Linked DNA regions of Homo sapiens: region 1 is linked to region 2. The links are chromatin loops, found by intact Hi-C in ENCODE. Cell type or tissue: endothelial cell of umbilical vein. All regions are shown on one strand. Each heading gives the region's core, and the rest is flanking DNA. Links, peaks and the distances in the headings are about the cores only.

The links. A loop is a pair of places that touch in the nucleus more often than their neighbours do. Peaks named below come from ENCODE experiments on the same cell type or tissue, not always from the same donor. Only the 100,000 strongest peaks of a DNase experiment are listed, where the experiment ranks them.
Region 1: it touches region 2 in a loop (2.1-fold over the local background); 4 of 110 quality-filtered maps call a loop at or near these places.

What each region holds. Positions count from the first base shown.
Region 1 is chr15:74,168,627-74,182,113 of GRCh38, forward strand. ISLR (immunoglobulin superfamily containing leucine rich repeat) reads left to right here and starts at 5,084. Exons shown (of 2, transcript NM_005545.4): 1 at 5,084-5,393; 2 at 6,225-8,245. The coding sequence starts at 6,233. The coding sequence ends at 7,519. STRA6 (signaling receptor and transporter of retinol STRA6) reads right to left here. Exons shown (of 19, transcript NM_022369.4): 17 at 12,669-12,832; 18 at 12,156-12,311; 19 at 10,840-11,617. The coding sequence ends at 11,454. RefSeq lists enhancers at 4,818-5,805, 5,806-6,794, 7,902-8,418, 10,326-10,495, 12,510-13,046 and 1 more. In endothelial cell of umbilical vein, for the core only: no CTCF peak of the experiment used is centred there; no DNase peak of the experiment used is centred there; H3K27ac peaks cover 548 bases.
Region 2 is chr15:74,233,674-74,248,259 of GRCh38, forward strand. It overlaps CCDC33 (coiled-coil domain containing 33), which reads left to right and starts at 2,653. Exons shown (of 19, transcript NM_025055.5): 1 at 2,653-3,067; 2 at 10,312-10,475. The coding sequence starts at 3,047. RefSeq lists enhancers at 344-940, 5,303-5,898, 5,899-6,494, 10,281-10,782, 11,283-12,282. In endothelial cell of umbilical vein, for the core only: a CTCF peak has its summit at 6,491 (motif pointing right); a DNase peak (open chromatin) is centred at 6,498; H3K27ac peaks cover 392 bases.

The DNA.
Region 1 (13,487 bases), core at 5,266-13,265, 63 kb before region 2:
CCATTCCTAGTGCCCCACAGCTAACAGAGGGTCGTGATCCTGACCCTATAGCACTGGTTCCAATCTAGAACTTTAAACTGAACACTCACTGTCATTCATAACACTCCCCAGTCCCACCCCTACCCTTTGGGAAGGGCTGGGGCTGAAAACTCGAGGTCTGTGATGTATCCTGGGGGTGCGGCCAAGTTCTGCATTCCTGGAAACTGGGACTGGCTTGGGGAAAAACAAAAATAATTCCTATGAAGTATGCTTCAATTGGTGCTACTGCTGAAAATAGTCCCTGAGGATGAACATGAAGGTCAGGAGAGAGCAGTGGGAATGGTGCCAGGAGAGGGGACCAGAAAAGTGGCTGGAGATGGCCCTGAGTGGAAGGGCAGTGACAGTCAGCAGGGAGGGCTTAGGAGGCCCTGGGCAGACGGAGGAGGGAGGAGAGAGGGGGGCAAAGGCTCCAGCTGGAAGGTCAAGGTTATTGTTCATTCATTCCTTTGTTCAGCAACTATTTGTTAAGCACCTACTAAGTGGCAGGCCCTTTGCTGGGCACTAGGGGGATAGCAGTGGACAGAACGAAGTACCCACCTGTGTGGAGCTCACATTCAGATTGCGGAGATAGACAGGAAACACACTAACAGAGATGTCAGGGGAGGGGAGGGAAGAAGGACAAGTAAGGCAAGGTGAGGAGACAGCAAGGGACAAAGACTGTTTATATAGAGTGGCCTGGGAAGGCCTTTCTGGGGAGCTGGCATTTGAACAAACCTCAAAAGACAAGAGGAAGGGAGCCCTGCAGGTGTGGACAGACTTTGTCCAGTTAGAGGAAATAGTAGGAGCAGCAGCCCCAAGGTGGGAGCAGGGCACACGTGGGGCTGCACACAGTGAGCAGGGCCAGAGCAAAGGGGGGTGAGGCCAGGGAAAGTGGCCAGGTTGCCCACCAAGGCTCACCTGGGTTCCTAGGTCAGAGATCCTGAGAAGAGGGGAGAAGCCCTCATGCCCAAGTGGTGGGAAGGGGTGGAGGAGAATGGGGAGGAAATGGGAGTGAGGCCACCCCAGGTAAGGTCAGCTGCAACCTCTGGGCTAGGGTGACGCCAGAAGAGAAGATAGGGCCTGCAGTGCCTCTCCCCCATCCACAGCCCTGGGTGCACATGCCACGAGCTCCTGCTCACTCCACCTCACATCCCCACACTTGTGCATGAACAACACACACACATGGAGAATAGTCACAGGCTCACCTTTCACATGCATGCACACAGAAATTGTGCATGAACACACGCATGCACACGGGCCCCTTGTGTTAGTGTAGACATTTTTGAGAATTCTAAACAGGCAGAATATAGGGGCCAAAGGACTTTAGACCAACTCTCACGTATGACAGAGGCACTAAGGCCTAGAAAAAGGAAGCCTCATAATTTGGTGACCTAGGCAGATCACTCTATGTCCCCCCATGCATGTGCATGTTGTGTGTGTGTGCGCGCGCACACACACACACACACACATGCACGCACGCAGTCCCACCAGCTGTCCAAAGCTCCTTCCATAACCCTATCTTCTCAACAGCCTCTCTCTCCCAGGACACCCACAGGCTTAACCAAGTCCCACCAGGAGTGCCCCGAGTTTCCTCCCAGCTATTCCAGCAGGCTGCTGGGGGGAATACAGTGTCGGGACCAAGATAGACTCTGCCCCTCTTGGTGGGATGGCTACAGCCCACAACCACAGCTGACCACAGCAGCCCCCGACTGCCTCTCTCCTCTCAGAGCCTGTTTCCGGGTTCAGACCTTCTTCCTCCATCTCTCTTTCTGGGTCTTTCTCCCTTGCTTCCTTTCTCTACCTCCAGAAAGGAGGCTGTGATTCTCTGTTTTTCCCTCTCTTTCCTGGTGTCTCTCTCATTTCTCTGTTTCTCTCCAGTTTTCTGTCTCTGCTGGGCTTGTCCCTCTCGCTCCATCTTCTCATCAGGATCTTTTTTTTTGCCTTCCAGGAAAAGCTGACGTGGTGCCCCTGGTCAGTGGGAGTGAGGCCTTCTGGGGTGGGGGAGTCCTGGTTGAGCAGCCACAGCTGGGGTGCGGCTGGCGCCCTGGCTAGGGGCAGCAGGAGCAGGAGCAGAGCGAGAGGCAGCGGAATGGGAGGAGAGAGGGCTGGACCTCTGCAGGCAGGAAGGGGAGCAGGGGGAAAGAAAAACTGTGGGAGGGAGTGAGCCCCCCTCCCCTGCTAGGGTGACCAACTGTACTGGTTTGCTGAGACTGTCTCGATTTTAGCATGGAAAGTCCCATGTCCCAGAAAACCCATCAGTTCCAGGTGAACCAGGACTGTTGGCTGGTCACCCTACAAGCTGCCAGGGACCCACAGGAGACAGGGCCAGGACTCACAGGAGGGGCTCCCAAGCTTGGCCTCCTAGTTCTGGGGACAGTCAGGGCCGCACATACTCACCAAGGGTCCCCATCTCAGGCCTGAGCCCAATTTAGAGGAGGCCAGGAGAGGGGAGATGGCAGCCCAGACAGCCCACAGGAAGCTCCCAGCCTGAAAAGATCAGGGAGCCCGACTTCTGACTTGTCTCCCTGCCTGCTGGCATGATCTCCTGTGAGGTGGGCTTTACAGAAAGAACTTGAGCTCTGACAGCAAGAGAAGAGCAGAGGGGCAACCCAGGAGGTCATACGCCCCATCCTCAGAGGCCTGCACAACTGCTCCTGGGCTCTGCTGAGGAGCAGGCCCACCTGTCCCACTGTGAGACACCTTGGAGAGTCAATAGTCCTTGGCTGAGATCCTGGCGGCCTTATTGTCCTTCCTGGTGGAAGCGGGTATGGCCACACCTTGCAGGCAGTGGCAGGACCTGAGCAGACCAGGAAGATACATCAGTGACCAGCACGCACAGTCTCATTTCTGCCCAGGTGGGCTGGTCCCTCCCACTTTTCCCGCCCTCAGCCCCCCACATCTGTTTTGAGGTGGGAGTCTGAGCTTAGTGTTTGGCTGTCATTAAGGTCTTAGGTAGGGAATGAGGGGACAGACTCCCTGCCCCCAGAAGGCTGCTGACATACTCACCCACCCAACAGAGCATGGGTCTCCTACACTGTATGAAATATTCTCTAAAATGTCTTGGGCATGCCCCTTCCCTAGCCTGGGCCCAAAGGCCCTATCTGTAAGTTGATGAGGAGATGAAGTGGGTGAGCTCTAAAATGCTTCCTTCTGATGACCACCCAACTTGTCCATCATGCCATGAAGGGGGCGCTTACAGAGTGTCTTCCCTGTGCTGGAGATCAATAGCACCTGGGAAGTTAAGGCCTCTGCCCTCAGTGGGCTTCCTCTCTAGTAAGGGGTCGCACATTAAGCACGCATGAATAAATAATCACAGCTTATAGGAGGAGCTATGAAGAAAAGTCAGGAATGTCTGAGAGAACAGTCACTGGGAACTGAGGGCTGAGGAGGTGCTTGTACTCTGACCCTGATGTGCTTGCAAGGAGGGAGGTGGGGTGGGAACTATGAGCTCCTCAGAGCACCCTGGAGGTAAAGCTGGTGGCACAGACTTTGTGCAGGTGAGGGTGTGTGTATGGGCTGTGCAGAACATAGTGAAGCCCCCTCCACCAGGAAGCCCTCCCTGACTGACACTGAGGTCACTGAGTCTCCCCTCTGGTTTACTGAACCCTGGATGTGTTTCTTGCAGCCTCTGGTTGGCCCACCAAATTCAGGACTTTCCTAGAAATTCTCCAGCACAGTCAGGATGATGCAAGAGAGGGCTTCCTCTGCAGGGGAAAGAGAGGGTGCTCTCCATTGGACCATAATAATATCCTCAGCATCAGACTCGGGTGTTTTGCAGGCAGCATGCTGGGGACTTCTGTGGCCTTGCTTGGTGACAGGGAATGGGGTGTGATGAGCTGGGGCAGGCTTCCTGGGGATGCTTTCAGCCAAAGATGAGCCCTGTCTGCCCTTGGCCCTGCTGAGAGGGTAAGTTGAGTCATGAGCAGAATTCAACCAGTTATCAGATGGAAGGCCAAGGAAGCTTGGGGAGGGCTACTGAGGGGATACGGTAGGCTTGTCTGTGGAGAGCAAAATTCTTCAGTCTACAAAGTTCTTTTCTGGGCTCCTTCATCTTTCGGTTTCTCTTCCAGCTCCCTCGTTTTGGGCCTCTTTTGTTTCCCCATTCCCCTCCCCTGGGCCTTCCCGTTTGGAAAAGGGGTCACATATCCTCACCCTGGAGGCGTCTGCCCCTTCCACACAGTTGGTGTTGGAACAGTGGAGCTCAGAGAGGCCGATGCTGACCGCGTAGATGTCCAGCACCAACAGTGGGATTTTGGGCCCTGTGGGGGACACAGAGAGAACTCTCCGGGAGTGCGGCCCCTTGGCCTCCCCTCTGGGTGCCCAGTGGGCAGTGGGCCTGGGTGGCTCAGAATCCCAGCCAGGAGCACTGAAGGTCAACAGGCTCCCGCCCTGAGTTTTCTGAGCCAGGCCTCCCTGTTTCCTCCCCAGCCAGTGGGGAGCGCAGTGAGGGGCGGGGCCTGGAGTCTTGGGAGCTCCCTGGACAACAACATGCATTTAGCGCAGCTCAGTCTCAGAGCCAGCAGGATATGTTTTCTTAAAAAAAAAAAAAATGCCTAACATCTTGGCTTTCACCGAAGGGTTGGTATCTGCTTTGTACACTTTGGCCTTCTTGGCTTTTCACTGAAACACACACACATGGATGCACACTCACTTCCACACACAAACCCACACCAAGACAGACACACACACACACTCACACACAAACTCATGTACATGGTTTCATACCCACATCCATGCAAACACACATACAAATCCAGAAATACGCACCCTCACACCCACAAACTTGTACACACACACACACGTATACACACCAACACACATACAACCCTGGCTTGGACAAAAGCTTCCCGTTTTTTCTTGTTTGAAGTGGAAATCTCCCACCTTCCATGAGATTCAATTTCTCGCCCTTCCCCCGCTAAAATCCTCCTGGCCCCATCATTTCTTGGGTCCTTTCCAGACAGTGCTGTGTCTTTAAGGAAGTTGAAGCTGCTAAAAGTGAGTGAGAGAGAGAGAAAAAACACAACCCAAAAAAATTTGGCATCTCTTCCCCCCTCAAGTTTCTGGTGTCACTTATGAAACACAGGTCCTTGTTGCTGCAGAGAAGCAGTTGTTTTGCTGGAAGGAGGGAGTGCGCGGGCTGCCCCGGGCTCCTCCCTGCCGCCTCCTCTCAGTGGATGGTTCCAGGCACCCTGTCTGGGGCAGGGAGGGCACAGGCCTGCACATCGAAGGTGGGGTGGGACCAGGCTGCCCCTCGCCCCAGCATCCAAGTCCTCCCTTGGGCGCCCGTGGCCCTGCAGACTCTCAGGGCTAAGGTCCTCTGTTGCTTTTTGGTTCCACCTTAGAAGAGGCTCCGCTTGACTAAGAGTAGCTTGAAGGTAAGCCAGTGGGGAGGAGGGCTCCAGGGCCAGCGGCGGGAGCGGGAGGCCTGTTGGACATAGGGGCTGGTTCCCTCTTGGTCCATCCCTGCTGGTCTGAGGTGCGTGGGACAATCCCTAGCTTGGAGCCGTCCAGGGGGCATCTGCTTCTTCCACAACCCACAACTGAGGCCCCAGAAATCCCAGCTGCGTTTGGGCTGAGCCTCTGGCCTCACCCAAGTCAGCTGAGAGGTCCTGGCGGGGGTTTATTTAGGCAGCTGCCTGGCTAAGTTTGAACAGAACAGGCCACGGGTGTGATTCCACAGAAAAGGCCTGGTGTCTGCTGCGGTCATGGCCGGAGGAGCGGGAGAGGGCGGGTGGAGTGGATGGGGGTGGTGTGCACTGCACAAGGGGCCTCGTCTGGGCCAAGGCAAAGCATACCTATGGGGGGCTCCGGTGGGAGGGACTGCGGCCAGGATGTGGGAGGGCAGGGGGAGGTTCTGCAAAGTGCTGGGGGAGGGGGGTGGCTGGAAAACAGATTTCAAGTCATAAAGTCAGCTAGGAACAGGCCGAGGCAGGGAGAACTCTCCACTCGGAGGAGGAGCTGGGGTCCTCTTCCATCCCGTCTTCATCCTGCCTGGCTGCGTGACCTCGGGCAAGTCTCCGCCCTTCTCTTGGCCTCAGTTTCTCCTTCCGTAGGATGGGGGCGGTGGGCTAGGTGGTGTTGGGATTTAGCTGGGTTATGTGGGACAGGGCCTCCTGATGGGAAAGAGCTCTGGCTGGGCTTGTGGGAGGAATGAGTCCCTTTGGCAGGTTCTCGGGATCCCCTGGGTGACATGCCTTTCTCTGCAGGAGGCACCATGCAGGAGCTGCATCTGCTCTGGTGGGCGCTTCTCCTGGGCCTGGCTCAGGCCTGCCCTGAGCCCTGCGACTGTGGGGAAAAGTATGGCTTCCAGATCGCCGACTGTGCCTACCGCGACCTAGAATCCGTGCCGCCTGGCTTCCCGGCCAATGTGACTACACTGAGCCTGTCAGCCAACCGGCTGCCAGGCTTGCCGGAGGGTGCCTTCAGGGAGGTGCCCCTGCTGCAGTCGCTGTGGCTGGCACACAATGAGATCCGCACGGTGGCCGCCGGAGCCCTGGCCTCTCTGAGCCATCTCAAGAGCCTGGACCTCAGCCACAATCTCATCTCTGACTTTGCCTGGAGCGACCTGCACAACCTCAGTGCCCTCCAATTGCTCAAGATGGACAGCAACGAGCTGACCTTCATCCCCCGCGACGCCTTCCGCAGCCTCCGTGCTCTGCGCTCGCTGCAACTCAACCACAACCGCTTGCACACATTGGCCGAGGGCACCTTCACCCCGCTCACCGCGCTGTCCCACCTGCAGATCAACGAGAACCCCTTCGACTGCACCTGCGGCATCGTGTGGCTCAAGACATGGGCCCTGACCACGGCCGTGTCCATCCCGGAGCAGGACAACATCGCCTGCACCTCACCCCATGTGCTCAAGGGTACGCCGCTGAGCCGCCTGCCGCCACTGCCATGCTCGGCGCCCTCAGTGCAGCTCAGCTACCAACCCAGCCAGGATGGTGCCGAGCTGCGGCCTGGTTTTGTGCTGGCACTGCACTGTGATGTGGACGGGCAGCCGGCCCCTCAGCTTCACTGGCACATCCAGATACCCAGTGGCATTGTGGAGATCACCAGCCCCAACGTGGGCACTGATGGGCGTGCCCTGCCTGGCACCCCTGTGGCCAGCTCCCAGCCGCGCTTCCAGGCCTTTGCCAATGGCAGCCTGCTTATCCCCGACTTTGGCAAGCTGGAGGAAGGCACCTACAGCTGCCTGGCCACCAATGAGCTGGGCAGTGCTGAGAGCTCAGTGGACGTGGCACTGGCCACGCCCGGTGAGGGTGGTGAGGACACACTGGGGCGCAGGTTCCATGGCAAAGCGGTTGAGGGAAAGGGCTGCTATACGGTTGACAACGAGGTGCAGCCATCAGGGCCGGAGGACAATGTGGTCATCATCTACCTCAGCCGTGCTGGGAACCCTGAGGCTGCAGTCGCAGAAGGGGTCCCTGGGCAGCTGCCCCCAGGCCTGCTCCTGCTGGGCCAAAGCCTCCTCCTCTTCTTCTTCCTCACCTCCTTCTAGCCCCACCCAGGGCTTCCCTAACTCCTCCCCTTGCCCCTACCAATGCCCCTTTAAGTGCTGCAGGGGTCTGGGGTTGGCAACTCCTGAGGCCTGCATGGGTGACTTCACATTTTCCTACCTCTCCTTCTAATCTCTTCTAGAGCACCTGCTATCCCCAACTTCTAGACCTGCTCCAAACTAGTGACTAGGATAGAATTTGATCCCCTAACTCACTGTCTGCGGTGCTCATTGCTGCTAACAGCATTGCCTGTGCTCTCCTCTCAGGGGCAGCATGCTAACGGGGCGACGTCCTAATCCAACTGGGAGAAGCCTCAGTGGTGGAATTCCAGGCACTGTGACTGTCAAGCTGGCAAGGGCCAGGATTGGGGGAATGGAGCTGGGGCTTAGCTGGGAGGTGGTCTGAAGCAGACAGGGAATGGGAGAGGAGGATGGGAAGTAGACAGTGGCTGGTATGGCTCTGAGGCTCCCTGGGGCCTGCTCAAGCTCCTCCTGCTCCTTGCTGTTTTCTGATGATTTGGGGGCTTGGGAGTCCCTTTGTCCTCATCTGAGACTGAAATGTGGGGATCCAGGATGGCCTTCCTTCCTCTTACCCTTCCTCCCTCAGCCTGCAACCTCTATCCTGGAACCTGTCCTCCCTTTCTCCCCAACTATGCATCTGTTGTCTGCTCCTCTGCAAAGGCCAGCCAGCTTGGGAGCAGCAGAGAAATAAACAGCATTTCTGATGCCCCTCCGTGTCTGCCTGGAATTTTGTCTGGATCTAGGAGCCTCTGCTGGGAGATAGGATCAGGAGCTGAAGAGTCAGGGCAGCCAGCCTGCCTGCCCACAGTGGCAGGGGCCTCTGAGACTCCAACAGACTGTGGAGGCACAGGAGTGCTGGCCCGATGCTGTGTCAGGGGCTGGGCCTTGCGGTGAGCTGAGCTGCAGATGTTCCCTTCCTCCAAACCATCCCACAGGACAGCTGGGGGCAGGAGCCTGGGGTGGCTGGCGACCCTGAGCAGCGCCTGATGTCAGCAGTGGCTTCAAGAGAGGCATTTTGGAAAGGCGCAAGGAAATGGAAGTGCCTGGGTGGTAGCTCCTCTTCCCTGTCCTGCTCCTGGAAGAGATGTTAGGAATGAAGAGGAAAGAGGGGACAGGTGGGGCAAGATGGAGGAGACAGATGAGGAGAAGGGGACACAGGACAGAGGAGGAGAAAGCCCCAGAGAGACTGGGAATAAGAGAACATATTTACATATTTGAGGGAGAAACCAGGGGGGAAACAAATCGTACTTATCTTTCTCCCAAAGAAGAAATGGTATTCCAAGAGGAAAGTCCAAATGAGGACTGCAGATTCCCTGTAGGAATCTTTCCCCACAGAGCAAGTGGATCAGTAACTGGCCTGGGCCGTGTGTGTGTGTGTGTGTGTGTGTGTGTGTGTGTGTGTACAGCAACCTGAGCGGTGCGTGTGTGTGTGTGTACAGCAACCTTCAGCCTCTCCAGTGCATGTGTGTGTGTGTGTGTACAGCAACCTTCAGCCTCTCCAGATGAGGAGCATAAGGATGAGGTCCTAACCTGGAGACTCTGCACAACCTCCTATCTGTGCCAGGTAGGATATATGTCTTCCTACTGCCTCTATCCCATCCCTTTCAAGATCGAGGATGCTGCATGCAGAGACAATGGCCTGGGGGAGAGGCTCTGTGGCCTTTCTCCAGAGCTCCCAGAACTGCTGAGCTCAGCAAAGTGGAGGCAGGATGCTAAGGAGTCTGGGGTAGCAGCTGTGAGCCTTGGCTGCTGGCCAGCCCCATTCCCTCCCTCCAGGTCCACATACAGCACCTCCCCCTGCCCACTCTCCCCTCATCAACTTGCAGCTCCTGCTGAGCTGATGTCACCAGCAGCATGTATCAAGAATGACTCCTAATCTAAAATAAAAGTTGAAAAAAATGACTCACGTCTGGTGGAAAACAGCAGGATGGAGCCAAATTCCATGCGCTAGGCCACCTTGGGTAAGTCATTGCCCACGTCTGGGCTTCAGTTGCCTCAAAAACCAAATGACATGGTAGGACTAGGTGCTACTTCATGGTCCAATAGACTCTGATTGCCTAAGGCTTGATATTCCCAGCCTGACTTGGACATCCCTGGCTCCATTCCTAGCTGAGTGGCTTGGCTTCTTGGAGTAGGACATGGACCTAAGACCTAACACAGGGAATGGCTGTGCCTTGAGTGGACTAGCTGCTCCCCTGCTTTAAGGTCTTCCGTGGTCCCCACTGCCCTCCAGGTAAAGCCTGAATTCCCCACTTAGAGCCTCTCTGACCTGCTCCTCCAACAAGCGCACCCTTCCTTCCTCTTCTTGGAACAGCTATTTAATTGTTCCCTTAATGTTCCATGGTGTGCCATCCTCTGCACCTTTGCTTATACTGTTCCCTCCGCCCAGGCACCCTTTCCCTGTTCTTCATTTGGCTAAGTCAGTCTTTGAGAGTGGGCTCTGGCATCACCACCTCCAGAAAGCCTTCCTGGATGTTCCCCCATCCCCAATGTGAACAGGCCCCCTTTCTCTGGGAACCTGGATTCTCCTCCCCTGAGACCCTGTTAGTTGCTGAAACAAGGTCAGGAAGCCTTTTTCAACGGGCTGCAGTGGGATCACAGTGTGCCCTCTTTGGCCTCCTCGGGGCAGCCTTGAAAGTGGGTTTCAGGTCCCTGACCCCACCCCTGGCTTTACAGGTATTTGAGGCTGTAGCAGGAACCTGAGCTTGGGGCAGGGGACTGTTGATCTCCACTAACTGTGCAGGCATTTCTCAAGGCCCTGCTGACCTAGATCTGTAGGGTGGCCACATCTTCCTACCCTCTGTAGCCCCCAGCCCCTCAGTGGACCCAGGGCATGTTCTTTATTCATATACCCCGCCCTCCACCTCCACCAAGCCCCCAGTAGGGAAAAGACCCCAGTCTGTCTCCACCCTCCTTTCCCCTCCGTATTCTCATTCTCCTCCCATCAGGACAGCCTACGCTATGTCCCCCCATGTGACACGCCCCTTCCTACCTCCACACCTGGAGTCACACTGCTTCCCCAGCATTCCTGAAGTCGCTTCTCCTCCCCAGATCCTGCCCCTTCTTCAAGACCCAGAATAAGTCCCACTTCCAAAGCCAGCATTCACATGGCTCAGGGGTGGCATCATAGGGTCCCCAGTCTCTTTGCCACCCAAAAGGATGCAGCTATGGGTTCTGCCTTCCACCCAGTGTCTGGCCCAGCATGTGACCAGAACACCCCAAGCCCCATCCCCATCAATGCACAGTGTTCCTGACAGTGTAGGCGGGGTTTTCCCTGCATACCCCTCCCGCTATGAGGACAGTTTCTCAGGAACAAGTTTATTGCAGGGAACACACTAACCTCTTTCATAATAGCCAAAGGCATAAAAACTACAAAAATATCTGGCTCTCGAGTGTGGGCAGCTCAGTGTGGGACCTGGTCTGAGTCATGACTTGGGCTGCCCTGCAGGCCAGAGGCCCGGGAGCTTTCCGGCCACTCCCCAGAGAGGTCCGTGGCGCTGAGGGGGTGAGGAAGTGCCTTGGCTGCTTCCACAGCGTGAAGGCCAAGGCTGAGGTGGAGCTGGGCTGGAGTGGTTCCAGAGAAGGCTTCATCGAGGCCCTTCAAGGCTGATGGCAGAGCCAGGGTAGGGAGACGCCTGGATGTGGCTGCCCTGGCTCAACTGGCTCCTGGACCAAGGCCCTAACCCACCAGTTTCTTTCTCCAGAACCCCTGCTGGCTCTCCCATAGCCAAGTGGGTGGAGCAGAGCCCTCCTGAGGCTCCCAGTGCAGACAGACCTCCACCCAACCACAGTGATCCGGAGGACCTGCTGGCTGCATGGCTGGTGTGATGCTGGGAGGAGAGCCGGGGAGGGAGGAGGATGGTAGGCAGGAACATGCCTCAGCACAGATGGGCAGGTGGGTTGACCTTCCCTGCCCTCAGGGCTGGGCACCATTGGCACCCAACAGGGCCGTCTTGCGGAAGACCTGCAGGGTTGGGTTGTGCAGCAGCGTGTAGGCCAGACCCCAGCGAGCCCTGCCGCGGCTGGCCCCGGGCCTAGCTCCCTTGGCCATGGAGTCCTTTGTCTGTAGCAGCTGCATCCCTGAGAGAGACGGACTTTCTGTGAGTCACTCAGCAAACACCCAGCCAACCCTCCCTGGCCCTCAGACCTGATCAGAGAGCCTGAAAATCCCAGGCGTGTGCAGGTCGTGAGGCTTAGGATGTCCCCTGCAGGCAGCACATGGAAGTGGGGGGTGAGGTCTGTGGATGGACTGGAAGCTGGGTGGGACAAGGGTCTGGAGCTGGCTTAGTGTCCCCTCCCTACACACACTTCTGGGCAGAAGGAAAGGAGGAGTCATACTCCCTGCCCCAAGGGAGAAGCGGGGGCAGTGACGGAGCCCCTTAGGAAGGCAGCTGTTTCATTCTCTCTGTGTGCACACATATGGTGTGTGTATGTGTGTGTTCATATCATGGAAAAAATCACCCTGAGATCAGACCAGGAGGGGTGACCAAAGGCAGCCAAGGAAGAGAGGAAGTGAGAATTTTCCTGGCGCTCACTCTGTGTGCTGGGGAGGGGCACACATCCTTCCTAGAAGAAGCTGGGTAGGCTCTATTCCCCCATTCCCAGTGGGAGGGCGCACCTTCGTCTTCCTCCCCTGGTCTGAGGCTGTCCTGGGGGGCTGCCATGGTCCTGGGTAGGAGGCTCTGCGCTTGCAGGAGCAGGGAGCAGAAGGCTGTCATGGCTGGATGCGACTGGCTGACTTCAATCTTCAAGAAGTTTCGGTACGTGTAGTAGCCTGGGGTGGGGTGGCGGATGGCAATGCTGGGGGAGCAGGGGCCACACTGGAGGCATCCAGACATCCCCTAACACACACACAGGGAGTGCACGTGCACTCCCTGCATCCAAGCATGTCGACACACCAAGCACGTGGCACATTGGCTGCATGGGCACGTGTGGACCTGCTAGAACACCCCACATCCACTGCACGTGCTGCAGGGCCACAGGAGGCACAGCGCAGGGGCACACAGGTGGCACATGCAGCTACAGGCATCGGTGTGAACTGATCAGCTGGCACGGCCCTGGGGCAGGGCAGATGCCTTCCTCACTGCTTGGGTAGCCTGAGCAATCCTCCAGCCCCGCCCAGTGACCTTACCGGGGTCGAGAGTGGCGGCTCTCGGTGGCAGCAGGCTGAGGTCCATCTGGCCAAGGTGGATGGCGTTGTAGAGGGCAGAGAGGAGCACTCGCCAGGTGGCCACCATGGCACCCACCAGCACATTGAGGGGGAAGAGAAGAAAGGTGGCTGCATAGAGCACTCGCCTAGGATGGGAGAAGAAAGCTGAGGCAGGCCGTTCCCCAGAGCTCCCTCCCCAGGGTCAGTGTCAGACCTGGATGCCCAGAACTGCTGTGTATTTACTGAGTGCCTACCATTTATTGCTATGTCTTCTGTGCACCCCACCCTGGGCAAGGCCTTCTCTCTTTCAACCCACCATGCTGGGAGATGGGAAACTGAGGCCCAGAGAGATTGGGAGACTTAGCCAAGGCTGTCAGCTATTCAGTGGCAGAGCTGGGCTTTAACTCTAGGTCCATCTGAGTCTTTCTATGACCCTGATGCCTCCCACCTCCCTTTTCTGGGTCCCCTGTCTGCTAATTCCAAGTTCCCCTGGGAGCCAAGGTTCTCCCACAGACTTGTCATCTGACAGGGAACTCCCTTGCTACAAAGTGGGGAGGGGCATGGTTTTAAGGAAACAGAGGATCCAGGGGAGAGCAGTACCGATTCCCAAAGCAAGAAAGGTTCACGGGGGTACTTCCAGCCCCATGCCGGGTATGTAGAGAGGTACTTTGGAGTGGGCTGAGCCATTGTCCCTTTTCTCTATGGGTAAGGCAAGCTCTTTCTACTATCATCTGGGTTCCTTGATAGAGAGAAGGGATAGATGGCAGTGGAGGGAGGACACAAAAAGAGAGAGACACCGAA
Region 2 (14,586 bases), core at 3,098-11,097:
AGCAGGGAAAAGCGAGCATGCCTGGAGCTCATAACCATCCGTGTTAAGAGCTTTACCTGCGTGGTCTCATTCAGCCCACAGAGCAGCCCTGATTGCCTCACTGAATAAGGATGGGAACCAAAGCTCAGAAAGGGTTAACATTTTGCCCAAGATCACACAGCTTTGAGCTGCCATTTGCTACAAAATCACACTGCCTACATTTCCCACCTCATCCAACTCAGCTGCCCAAATGTGGGGGTGGGACAGGACTCACAGGGAAGGAAAGGCCAAGTCAGGAGGCGGGGGCGTCTCTGGAAGACAGACACACTCCCCTGAGTCTCATTGCATGGGTAGTTTGTCCTCACAGGCTGCTTCCTCAGACTCCAGGCCCCAGACATGGCATGAGGAAGCAGGGCTGACTATGAGCCACATCTGTCTACCCAGATTCTTCTTGCTGTCCAGCCAGCAAGATCCCTCCTTCCCCAAGAGCCAGCCCCAGATCCAGCCTCAGGGGCTTGCCCCTCCCAGAACTATGGGCTCTCTAGTGGCCACATTTAACCCCTGGCCCCTCCTAGTGATATAGCTCCAAGTGCTGTCTCCTGTGGGTAGGGGGTGGGCACAGTTATCTATTAGCTGTGAGATTAATCATTCCCTGCTCTCCCTCACCCTGGAATCTCCCTGAATCATCACAGCTTGGGGCTGGCCCCTGGACATTTGAGGAGCAAGCCCACTTCTCTGGGCTGGGGATATAGAGCTCACCTTGCTGGAGGAAGGGGAGGAGAAGGTAGAGCAGCTGGGCTCATGCTGCTAAGGCCTTCTCACAGGCAAGGAGGAAGCAGCTCTCGGGGGAGGTTAGGACAGGCACAGGAGCTGGTGTCTCAGGGGTCCTTGGTCTGGGGAGGTGAACAACCAGCAAGTCAGGAGGTAGAAGGGCCCTACTGGTGGCTGCTGAGTGCACAGGGCCCACTTGCACCCTGGAGCCAGACGGCCTGGAACCAGTGCCCAATCGCATTATCTTCCCAGGCAGGAAGATGGCAGGGGCGTGGCTGCAGAGGCAGAAAGCTCAGATGCCAAGGAGGGTAGCTGGGTGAGAGCCCCGAGCCCCGGGGACTGAGGCAGAGCTGCAGGGCAGGGCAAGGACCACAGTGAGGCAGGCAAGGTGGCCAGGGCACAAAATGTGAGGCTCTGTGTCGGGAGCGGAGCGCTCGCACAGCCCTGAGAATGAGTGCTTCATTAAAGTTTGCTTCCTAGGCACCTGGCTTGCATCTTCAGTCCTGCTGCTAGAGAAGGAGCAATGGCTCCCCACCCCCTGAACCTGCTGCCCTAGCCTCCTAGACTAAGCAGGCCTGAGAGGTTGGGGGAGATGCGCTCTAGAGAGACTGGGGGAGCAGCCACTGAGACCTTTCCACACATACACACTGTGCTGGGACATGTTGGCCCACAAGGGAGATAAAGCACAGTGCTCACAGCCAGGCCATTCCTGGTCAGGCCCCCAGCCCCAGAGCCCCAGGAGTACCACTCTTGGCAGGCCTAGACGGGGAGAAAATTAGGAGTGGGGTTCCTGACTACCATCCCCCACCAGTGTCTGGGTGACCTTGGCTGGTCCTTTCAGTTCTAATCAAAAGCAAAGCCTCAGTTTTTCTGTCTCTAAACTGGGGAGAACCACATCCTTGCTGCTGCTCTCTCTGGAGTGGGGGTAGAGAGGGAGGCTGGGAGGCCTCTGCAAAGCCGGAGTCTCCTGCCTCCTGGCTGCCAGGCTGGTCCTGCTCTTCGGCCAGATTAAAAGAATCTCCAACTTGGGGCCCAAAATAGGTAGAAATGAGGCAGGCCACAGGGGCCCCCCAAACACTTCTGAACACTGCCCAGTACCCCAAATCCCTCCTCTTCTAGCCCAGGATTTCTGATCATTCTTCGAAGCCCAGTTCAGACCTCACCTCTCTATAGAGCAACCCCCCACCCCAGGCCAAGGACTAGTCTCTCTTCATTCTGCCATCTCACCTCACCAAAAGCACTTAGGACCCTGCCTGGCGTGCAGCAAATGCTCTTTGTCTTTGTAATAATTTCTTGCAGTGCTCAGAACTGAACCATAATCTTTGGTTCGTACTCTAGTGCCATCACTGACCCATCATGGCTTTCTTTAATTGTTTAATTATAATTTATTTTCAATAATGTAATGAATTTCCATTAACTGACCACCCAATCTAAAAACCCAAAAGTTTAGAATGTATGCTCTTACCCTCTTCTCTCCCCGATCTTCCCACCCACCCTCCAAGAAGAAACCATCCTCTTGAAGTTTGTGTTTATTATTATCAAATAAATGGAAGACTATAGGTACCCAAAGAGGCACGATGGCTGGTAGATTCTTCAACAGAAGTAGCTGTTTTACCGATCAAGCTGCAACACTCTTGAGAGCAGTGTCTGCTTCCTCTTTTGCTGCAGCTTGAGCAGCATGGGGCTGGCCACACCACAGGGTTGGTGGAGACTACTTGAGGCACCAAGAGCAGGAAGGGTGGGGCCTGAGTGCCAGGCGGCAGGTGGAACACAGCTCCAGGAATAGGGAAAAGGGCTTCGCGTTCTAGCTCACTGCACCTGGACAGGTGCCTGTGTGACTTCGGCCCTGCCCTGTGACATCACACAGTGTTGCCCAGGTGACCCAGCTAGGTGGAAGAGCTTATTGTTTTCCAGGCCTGGGCAGAGACAGGGCCCCCCTGCCCCATCTCTCCACCGTCCTAGGTGTGCCAAGAGTCAATTGCCTCATTGCTGACCCTGTCCAGCTGGCCATGGCCCTCAACCCCCAAGGCCCTTCCACCCACAGACCATCTCGCTGCTGAGAGATCCAGGACCTGCTCCCACCTGGCCACCCTCCCCCTCCCCCCACATCCAGGCCCCAGGGCTGGTGTGTGGCACCCCTGAGACCACATTGACCTCCATACTGTCTACTACCCATAAGGACTCCAAGACGCCCAGGCCAGCTGTCTGGGCAGGACTGATTCCTGATCACCCACTGATACCAAGTACTCATCCCCAAGATTGTTAAACAAGGCCAGACACTCCTGGCCTCAAGAGGATGGGACTGAAAAACAAAAAGGTAAGGCCAGGGGCATGGGCCATGCACCTGCATGAATCCGTCCCTCCTTCAAAGTCCTTCCTTCAAAGTTTTGTTTGCTCCTTAATCATGACAAAAGCTTCCCTTCCCTGGGTCTCAGTTTTCACAGCTGTGAAATGGGGAGTGAGGTGGTCTCTGTGGCTCTCCCAGGTTAGCTGCCCTATACTCTTGGGCCACACGGGAACTGGAATGCAGTGTACTTGCAGGTGTTGTCAATGCTGACCACCCTTACCTGGTTGTTTCTGCACTCTTATTGCTGGGGTCACACAGTCTGAGAGCCCACTGAGATGGTTCATTACCCCTGTCCAAGATCTCCCAGGAGATTCCCAGGCTGCTGGCTTGGCAGCCCTGATGCCCCCATTGCCCCCATGCTCTCCAATCCCTGGCCCTGATTTTCTGGGGCCTAGGCCCCTGTCCTGGAACACAGATGCTTGGGTCTCTGAAGAGAAGGGATTTTTGTGTGTTTTGTTGATCACCGTATCCCCAGCACTCAGAACAGTGCCTGGCACATAGTGGGTGCTTAATAAAAAGCTGTGGCCCAGCAGCAGGGCTCTGTCAGGAAGGGACTAGAATCTCAGTGTGATGAGATGTAAACAGTTGAATGTAAGGGACCCCTTACCTTCCTCTCACTAGCAAGGCTGAGCCCCTGCCCTAGATGGTGTTAACCCACAGGGATAGCAGAAGGAGCTGAGACCAAAGGCACACAGATACTTGCAAATGGGGGATACCCTCTTTGTAGTTACACTCAGGTTGAATAAGCCAAATAGCTGGGGGTGCCCAGGCCCTAGTGTGATTTCCACTTCATTACTCTTGATTTTGATGTCTCTGGTTCCTGATGTTCTCTGCCCACAGCTGCCCCCCACCCCCTGCAGACTCTGCCCTCCCCATTAAGCCTCTTTCTGTAATGCCACACACTCAGAACCGGTCACCAGGTTGACCTGGCACCCTAAGCTGCCAGCTGGTCCCCACCTGCCCCACAGAGCTGGATTTGGGGATCTGGGGAGTGTGCGTGGGAGTCCTGAGGAGGAGCCAAGGTTGCTTTGATTAGTAGCTTTGAGAAGCGCTTTTGATAGCTGGGTAGAATCGCCTATAAGGATGCTCATCATGGCCGGGGGTGGTGGCTCACGCCTGTAATCCCAGCACTTGGCGAGGCCGAGGCAGGAGTTTGAGACCAGCCTGGCCAACATGGTGAAACCCCATCTCTACTAAAAATACAAAAATTAGCTGGGTGTGTTGGTGCACGTCTGTAATCCCAGTTACTCAGGATGCTGAGGCAGGAGAATCGCTTGAACCTGGGAGGCAGATGTTGCAGTGAGCCGAGATCACGCCACTGCCCTCCAGCCTGGGCAACAGTGTGAGATTCTGCCTCAAAAATAAAAGGACGTTGGCCAGGCCTGGTGTCTCACTCCTGTAATCCCAGCACTTTGGGAGGCCAAGGCAGAAGTTCGAGACCAGTCTGGCCAACATGGTGAAACCCCGTCTGTACTAAAAATACAAAAATTAACCAGGCGTGGTAGCGGGCACCTGTAATCCCAGCTACTCGGGAGGCTGAGACAGGAGAATTGCTTGAACCCAGGAGGCGGAGGTTGCAGTGAGCCGAGATAGCACCACAGCACTCCAGCCTGAGCAACAAAGAGCAAAACTCCATCTCAAAAAAAAAAAAAAAAAGGATGCTCATCATGTATATATAATACATATTTGTGTTTCTTCTTTTGTGAATCCCCAGTTCATGTTTTTTAAATTGGATAATGTTTATAGGTTTCAGTGCTCTTTGTATACTAGGGATATTAATCCTTTTTTAAATATGCAGCAAACATTTTCTCCTTTTTTTCTTTTCTTTGTATTGCAGGGCATTTTGGACCATTATAGAAGTTAGTATAGATTTTTAAAATGTAATCAAACCTATCCCTTTTTAATGATTTCTGACTTTTGTGTCATCTTTTGGAATGCTTCTCTGCTCCAAAGAACATAATTCCTCTTGCTGCCACCAATGGATACTCAGATTATGAGTTCAGGGGGGCATCCACTGTGGAGCAGAGAAGGGATCCACATCCAAGGAAGCATGGTTAGAGCACAGCAGAGACAGCAAGAGTGTGGGGTCAGACAGACCCAGCTTCCAGTTCCAGCCCTGGCCTCACTAGCTAAGCTGTGTGCTTTCATACAAGAGGTTTACTTTCTCTGAGTGTGCTTCCTCACCTGTGAAAGAGCTTTCCCCTGGCCGCCATAACTCTCAGGCAAGTTTAGATGTTGAAACTAGAAGGAACATGGGGGACCATTTTTAACTGAAAGTCCTTGTGAAACTGCTGGGAAATAGCCCCACTGCAGTCAAGTAACTTGCCCAAATGACAGATCCGGGCAGCCAGGCACCCTGCCTCCCAGCCCAGCCCCGCTCCAGCTAGTGTGACTTTTCAGACACACGGCCCTTCTAGAGGGCAGAACTGGGCTCAGCTCCTCAGGCCTCCCAGGCTGCTGGAGGATAGGGAGGAGTGGGTGGAAGAGTTTGTCTCCTTCCATCTCTCTCCCCACCAGAACCAAGTTAAGCACCCCCCAACCCACCCGCGGGAGCTGAATTCAAGGACCATTAACTCCCTGTTGTTCCTACCTCCTCCTCTCACCCTAGCCCTTCCCCCCAGCACATGGATCCAAAAATGCCCTAAGTGATGGGCAGTCCTAGTTCCCCTGCAACATCTGCTGGCTAATCCTGGCCTATTGAGGGCAAGGCTGCCTGTCTGTTTGGATAAGGGCACTGGAGTTAGCAGCTTCCAATCTTGCCAGGCCCAGTGGAGTAGCTGAGAGTGCTGAGCTTTGGAATCAGGCTTGCTTCGGTGCTCACAGCCCAGCCTCTCATCCACTGGCTGTGTGGCCTTGGGCAGGTAAACTGGCCAAACCCCTGCCTGGAAAAGCTGCCTGCTGATCTCTGCACCCTAGCAGTGTTGGGTGGGTTAAGTGAGAGGGAGCCTGAGAAGCTGATGGTGAGCATCCAGCTTTGCTCCCAGCCAAGAGGAGGCATGAATTCCCTCCCCAGGGCTCACCACACCCCTACAGATGAGTTTGTGCAAACTGAGAGTTACGGGGGGGGTACCCCATCACCCCCAGTTCCCTACCACTCATGTAACCCAGTATATGCATTTTCTGTTCCCTCATCAATCCTCTAGTGCAGGCCAGGGGTAACAGATGGGTCGAGGACATTGGTTCTGATGCAGGACATCTCTGAGGGAAGCCTGCAGATTCCCATCCAGACATGGGAATAAAAAAGGGATAGCAGGAGGTTAGCAGCCCTGGCCCACCATCCCCCTTCTGGCCTTACCCTTGGCCCCAAGCCTCCCTGGCCCTGGGCCCAGCCTGCCCAGCGGGCACATGCCTGCAAGCCTCACCAGGAGGCGCCAGCCTGGCAGTTGGCCTCATGCCCAGAACTGAAACACAATAGTTCTCGCCAAACTTCCTGCAAGCTTTATTCCCAGAAGGGAAGGCTGTCCCCGAGGGGAGGTGCAGGGGAGATAGAGGAGGAGCCGGTGTGACTCCTGGCCAGGTCTGCAGATGCCTAGTTGGGCTCTGGGGCTGCCAGGGAGCCAATGAGAGCCCCTGGACAATGGTCTTACTCCTGGGCCCTCCCTTTCATGGCCCTAGGGAGCTCATGAGAGGCCCTGTGCCCTCACAGCAAGGTGAATCCATCTAGGAACATGAATCACCCCTCCCAGCCTCACTGCAGGAACTTCAGGCACAGTAACCACTGGAAAGGCTGAATCACAAACTATTCCAGACATTCCCATTGGCCAGGTGGGAAAATCAAGGCTCAGGGAGGTGGTACAGAGAGGTAGGGCCAGAGCTGAGCTGAAACCTAGGTCTTTTTTTTGTTGTTGTTGTTGGAGTCTCACTCTATCACCCAGGCTGGAGTACCATCTTGGCTCACTGCAACCTCCGCCTCCTAGGTTCAAGCAATTCTTCTGCCTCAGCCTCCCGAATAGCTGGGATTACAGCCTCATGCCACCGCACCTGGCTGATTTTTGTATTTTTAGTAGAGATGGGGTTTCACCATGTTGGCCCGGCTGGTCTCGATCTCCCAGCCTCCAGTGATTTGCCCGCCTCGGCCTCCCAAAGTGCTGGGATTACAGGCGTGAGCCACCACACCCGGCCAAGTTGAAACCTAGGTCTTTTTGCCCTGAGGCTGCCAGCCTTACTCCTGTGCCACTAAACCAGGAGAGCAAGGCTGCTGGGGAGTGGGGGGGTCATGGTGGCCTGCATGAGGGTGGATATGGGAGGAAGCTGCCTACCCAGGAGGGCAGGGAACAGCACTCTGGCTGCTCCTCCTCCTTCACCTCCAGGCAGGGGCATCTTCCCCTCCCCTCATTCTCCCCTGACAGGAGCATGGGGGAGAGAAGGAGGGGCAACCCTCATCAACACCTCTGTAGATGGTGACAGGCCCTGCTGGGTCCTGGAAGAGGGTGGGGGTGGCCTCCTCAGTCAGAGGAAGGAGAGGGGGGCCTCTCTGCAGGACTGGCACTTCTGATCTGGGGGGCATGTATTCTCACCTCCTAATTAGCCATCTTGCTAGGCAAGGACCACAGCCTGCACCAGGCAAGCCAAGGGAAGTAGGGGAGCAAGGCACAGGGATGACAGTTCTGGAGTGACACCCAGGGTGGAGCAGAGGAAACAGCTAGGGCAGAGGCGGGGAGGCAGGAGGGAGCTTGGTAGGTGTGAGAAACAGCCAGGAGGCCAGTGTGGCTGGAGCGGAGTGACCCACAGGGCCCGTGGGACAAGATGAGGTCAGTTTTCTGGGCCAGCTCCTGGAGGGCCCCACGGGCCATTGCAAGGCTCTGAGAGAAGCAGCAAGCTACTTCAGGGTTCTGAGCAGAGGAGAGAGAGGGTCTGGGTCCAATCTGTAAAGGCTCACTCTGGCGATTGGATGGGGTGGACGGAGAGTCGGAGAGGAAACAGAACTCCATCAGAGGCGAGTCGGGACATACAGGTGTCTGGGACCTGAGTGCTGACCTGAGGATGCTGAGAAGGGTCAGAGTCCAGATATAGTTTGAAGGTGGAGCTGACAGGATCTGCTGAAGAACTGGATAAGGGATGTAGAGGAAGAGAGGGAAGAATCAGGAAGGACTCCAAGATGTGGGGCTTGAACAACTAGAACAATGGCATCGCCATTAACTCATTAACGAGTTGGGGCAGACAGCAGGAGGAGGGGTTTGAAGGGGAGTCCAGAGTTCGTTAGCTTTGAGAGGCCAGTAGACCCCCAAGGGGAGCTGTTGAGGGGGTGTGTGGCTCCGATTGGTGGGCACCCCACGCTACCGTGAGAAATGGATGAAATAACGTTCCTAAAACTCCTCGGGGCAGAGCAGAGCCTCAGGCACTGTGCCCTTTTCTTTCTGTCTGCCTGAGGCTTCCAGGAGCCAAGGCTCAAGGTAGGAGCAGAGCAGCTTCCAGATAGGTCGGTCCAAGTCCTCATCTCCCCACTGGGGAAACTGACTCTCAGAACATGGCTGGCTTTGGGGCCCAGCATGGTGAGAGGCAGAGCTGGTTTAAACCTACCTCTCCTGACACTCAGGGCTCCTCAGGAGCCGGCCATTCTGAGCCAAGGACCCAGCCTGCCGAGGCTGCCACCAAAACCAGAGCCCGTCCAGGGCCCAGGTCCTTGCTCCTGTCTGGGCCTCAATTTCCTCTCTATGTAATAGGACATTGTTCTCAACCCCACCCAACCAGGGCCTGCCCTGGAATGCAGGGTCTGACAGGCTGAGCTTTCCAGAGATGAGGAACAGCCTGCCAGTGGCCCCTCAGGGCCCTGCCTCCACCCTGAGGAGGTCCATTGCTCCTCTCCCAGAGCCAGGAGTGCCCCTCTATGGCCCCTCATATCAGCTGGAGGGACAAAGGGTAGGCAAGACCTCCTACCACGGGAGGCCTATCAAGGGTTAATCTGTGTCAGATTAACTGGAAGTGGTGAGTCAGCCAGCCGGCCAGTGGAGGACCAGGGCCAGGGAGGACAAGGACACCCCTGAGCCACAGCAGCCTCATGGCCACACCCCTCCCCACCCCACCGCGTTTATATGCCCAGCTCTGCCGTCTTCTCTGAGTCCCCACTGCCTCCCCAGTCAAACTGAGCCACCTCTGGGCCTTGGAAAGCTCTGCCCCTTCCCGCTTGCTGCCTTCGCTCCAGTGTTCTGCTCCTGGCCTGTCCTCCCTGACTCCACTCCTGCACCTTCTCCCAACCCTTTAAGGCCTCCTCCTCCCTGCTGTCTTCCCTGACCGCCTCAGCCGGCCAGGGCTTTGTCTTCTCTCAGCAGCTCTCGTTAAGATGGTCCTTTGGGCCATGAATCCACAAGTTACTAAGCTGCTGAGTCCCTGCTTGGGGCAACTGGTGTAGGAAGCCCCCTGCATGGGCAGGCACCTCTTCCTCCCTAGTCCGCAAGTTTCCTGGGTAGAAGACAGGTGGGGCATCTGGGACAGACACATGCATTCACCTCCACGTAATGCACTGAATGCCCCCATGAACGTGGAGAAGCTTTGTCAGCTGTAAAGTGCTGTGCACAGGAGGGACCTGAGGTGATGGGTGAGCTGAGGTGAGGTTACAAGATAGACTGAAGAAGGTGGCCCATTGTTAGGACTGCAAAAGCAGGTGGGATTTAGGAATTACAGACGAGGACACCTGCGAAAGCTAAGGCTTAGAAGTGGGACCAGACTTGAAAGGTGAGGTGGCCTGTCTCATCCTGCAGGAAGGGTAGGATCCAGGACTAGAGGAGAGGCACTGAGAGAGACGTGGGATGGGGACAGAAGTAGGGAGAAAATGGGGCCAAGGCGACTGCCTTGCAGAGTGGGCGGAAGGGTGACAGAGGGAGGCAGGCACTTGACGGAAGCTGTGAGTGGCTAGTGCTAGAGGGTGGCAGTGAAGGGAGGTGCCGCAGCAGAGGAGGCCACTCAGGGCCAGGTGCAGTAACTCATGCCTATAATCCCAGCACTCTGGGAGGCCGAGGCAGGCAGATCACCTGAGGTCAGGAGTTTGAGACCATGGGGAAATCCCGTCTCTACTAAAAATACAAAAATTAGTTGGATGTGGTGGCACATGCCTGTAATCCCAGCTACTGTGGAGGCTGAGGCAGGAGAATTGCTTGAACCTGGGAGGTAGAGGCTGCAGTGAGCCAAGATGGCACCACTGCACTCCAGCCTGGGCAACAGAGCAAGACTCTGTCTCAAAAAAAAAAAAAAACACTCAGCCCTGGCTCTCCCCACAGAACACTGAAGACCCAGAGGAGCCCCTGATCGCCTCCCAGAGCACGGAACCTGAGATCGGTCACCTGTCTCCCTCTAAGAAGGAGACCATCATGGTCACCCTCCATGGGGCTACCAACCTGCCTGCCTGCAAGGATGGCTCCGAGCCGTGGCCCTATGTGGTGGTGTAAGTAGCTGCGTGAGAGTGGGGGCAGGGGATGGGTTGGGCTGTGAGCAGAAACCAGGGGACAGCTATTTGGAATACTAGCACCCAAAGGCCCAGGACTGGGACTGTCATACCCAGAGGGGAGGAGCTGCTGTGGGCACTACCTGGCATCTCCGCTGCTGCATGGGAAGCTGCTCACCAGGGCTGGGGAAGACAGGGTGCCAACGGATCCAGAGAGTCACCCCTCCCCACCCCACACCAGTGGGGCAGGGATTGGTCACAGCTCAGCTCCAGTGGGGCAGGTTCCTTGTATGCAAAAGTCTGGGCTGGGCTCATGGGCATGATGGTCAGATTGGGGAAGGGGAAGATTTGGGACCTGCCTCTCCTGACTTCTGGGTGCCCCACCCCACCATACCCAGCCCTGGGGTAGGGTCCTCATAACCACCCTCCCCTCCTCCCCTCCTTCTCCAGTCACTTCTATTATGGGGACTCCCCTAGTTCTGGGCCTTTAATGCACCCCACACACCCCCTCCAGCCAGCTGCTGTCAGGGTACACACTTCCCCAGCCTGGCACCAAGGCCTGCCACGCCACGTCTATGCCCACCTCACGGGTCTCACTTCTTCCAGAAAGGCGCCAAGGGGCAACACAATCTCCATCCAGCCAACCTTCGCTGGGGACACTGAATATTTGCTCAATCTTTATTATAAAGCACCCTCCAAGGAGCATGTCACCCCTAGACCTTCTATAGACAGACGGCGGGAGCCTTGGTGGCCTCCCACCAAGCCACCCTATACTTCCCCTCCCCCACCAATACTGGCACCATTCAGTTCCTGCCAAGAGTCTGTTGCCCACATTTCCTTTTGGGGAGTGCCTGCCCCAGCCCACTCACCAATGCCTGCTGAAATCCTGCCTTCAAAGCCTCCTCCTCCAGGCAGCCACCAGAGTTGAGCTCTCCCTCTTCTGGAGCTCCACAGCAGTGGTGACCCTGGTCTGAAGCACTTTATATCAACATGGTTTATGCACTCCTCTGGGGCTCCCTGAGGACGGATCTCCTCCTCCATTTCCCTCAACAATGCATCCAACATAGGCCTGAGCCCAAACTTAGGAGCCAAGGAGTGACTGAGGCCAACACCTGGTTACTATGATAAGTCCCTGCCCCCCCAGGGCCCCCACTGTGAAAGGGGGGTAGAAGCTGTGCCGAGAGCAACAGGTGAAACACTTGCCTTAAAAGCCCCATTTGTGCCAGCCCAGCTCCTCGGCCATCCCTCCCCCAACTCCATTTCCGTGGTGAGGGAAGCACAGGTGGTGGGAGCAGGCTTGGCAGGGAGGCTGGTTTCTAGCGGGGAGCTCGCCTTCTCCGCTCAGCTATTTCCATAAACCAATTATCGCCGATCATCTCGGGAGATTGAGGCCCTGACTGTCACCAATCCGGCCTGGGCGGCGGGGCGGGGAGCTGGGTGGCTGTGTGGCTCCTAGGCAGGCACCGCGACCCGCGCCATCACCCGGTTGCCATGGGAACGCGCGGCAGGAGCCTAGGCGACACGAGCCTGGGTGGGGGTTCGGAGAGCCGGGCACACCCCGAGTCCTCCTGCACCCTCCCTGTGGCTGCGGCACGTGGGGCGGGAGGGTGGGGACAGAGAACGCGGGGAGGGGGGAGGGGAAAGCACTTCGCTGCACCCTTCTCCAGCTGGGAGCAGCGCCCGGGCCAGGCTGCAGCCTGCGTCCCAGGGCTCCAGACAGGCGAAGCTGCCACCAGCTCGAGGTGGTGCTAATGAGATGCAAATGATGGGAGAAGGAAGGGCTTCTGAGAATGTGAAGGCCGAGCTGTCAGGACCTGAAGGGGGCTTTCAGTGCTCACCCCCAGCCCCAGGCAGAAACCCCAGAGGGAGGATCCAGACCCTCAGAGGCCATAGAACCTGGAAAGAATTTATATCCCTGCACATCTGATTACAAATAAACAAGTAACAAAGCACACAATAGGCATAAGAAAGTTCATGAAAGTTTTCGTTTTGTTCATGATGAATATTTCAATGCTTTTTAAAAATATGTATTTGTGAAGACTTCAATGTAAGACCTGCAACTGTAACACCCCTAGAAGAAAACACAGGGGAAAGGCTCCTTTACATTGGTCTTGGCAATTAATCTTCGGATATGACACCGGAAGTACAGGCAACAGAATCAAAAATAAGTGAGACTGCATCAAACTGAAAAGCTTCTGCGCAGCAAAGGGAATAATCCACAAAACAAAAAGGCAGCCTATGGTATGGGAGAAAATATTTGCAAAACATGTATCGGATAAGGAGTTAATATCCAAAATATATGAGTAACTCATACAACTCAATAGCAAAAAGACAAGTAACCCAATTTAAAAAATGAGAAAAAGACCCGAATAGACATTTTTCCAACAAAGAAATACAAATGGCCAACAGGCACATGAAAAGGTGCACATCGCTAATCATCAGGGAAGTGCAAATCAAAGCCACAAGGAGATAGCACCTCACACCTGTTAGGATGGCTGTTCTCAAAAACACAAGAGATAAGTGTTGGTGCGGGTGTGGAGAAAAGAGAACGCTTGTACACTGTTGGTGGGAATACGCAGTAAAATGGTGCAGCCATTATGGAGCACAGCACGGAGGTTCCTCAAGAAATTGAAAATAAAACTACCATATGATCCCGCAATCTCACTACTGGGTATATATCCAAAGGAAACAAAATCAGTATTTTGAAAAGATATCGGGCCGGGCGCAGTGGCTCACGCCTGTAATCCCAGCACTTTGCGGGGCCGAGGTGGGCGGATCACAGGGTCAGGAGTTCAAGACCACCCTGGCCAATATGGTGAAACCCCATCTCTACTAAAAATACAAAAATTAGCCGAGCGTGGTAGCAGGCACCTGTAATCCTAGCTACTAGGAAGGCTGAGGCAGGAGAATTTCTTGAACCTGGGAGGCAGAGGTTGCAGTGAGCCAAGATTGCGCCACTGCACTCCAGCCTGGGCAACAGAGCGAGACTCCCATCTCAAAAAAAAAAAGTAAAAGAAAAAGAAAAGAAAAGATATCTGGGCCTGGTGCAGTGGCTCATGCCTGTAATCCCAGAACTTTGGAGGCTGAGGCAGGTGGATCATCTGAGGTCAAGAGTACCCCTATATTCATTGCAGAATTATTCACAATAGCCAAGATATAGGATCAACCTAAGTGTTTGTTGATGAATGAATGGATAAAGAAAAAATGTCATATATATATATATACACACACACACACACACACACACACGTCATATACATATATTTGTATATACTTGTGTCATATATACACACACAATTATATATTGTATACATATATATCCACATATAGACAACATATACACAATGTAATATTATTCAGCCATAAAAGGGAGGACATTCTGCCATTTGCGATAATGCAGATGAGCCTGGAGGACGTTATGCTAGATGAAATAAGCTAGACACAGAAAGACAAATACTGCATAATCCCACTTAATGGAATCTAAGATAAACTCATAGATGCAGAGAGTAGAATGGTGGCTGTCAGGGGCTGGGGATGAGGGAAATGAGGAAATGTTGGCCAAAGGATACAAACTCTCAGTTTTGGGATGAGTAATTCTGGGGATTTAATATGCAGCAGGTGACTCTAGTTAATGATACTATATTGTGGCTGGGCACGGTGGCTCATGCCTGTAATCCCAGCATTTTGGGAGGCCAAGACAGGTGGATCACCTGAGGTCAGGAGTTTGAGACCAGCCTGGCCAACATAGTGAAACCCCATCTCTATTAAAAATACAAAAACTAGCTTGGCGTGGTGGTGGGCACATGTAATCCCAGCTACTTGGGAGGCTGAGGCAGGAGAATCACTTGAATCTGGGAGGTGGAGGTTGCGCTGAGCCGAGACTGTGCCAGTGCACTCCAGCCTGGGCGACAGAGTGAGACTCCGTCTAAAAAAAAAAAGATATTATATTATGTATTTGAAATGTGCTAAGAGTAGATTTTAAGTGTTTTCACCACATACACGAAAGGTAACTGTGAGGTGATAGATGTGTTAACTAACTTGATCATGATGATCACTGCGGAAAGTATATGTGTATCAAATCATCACTGTGTACATTTTAAATACATCTAAA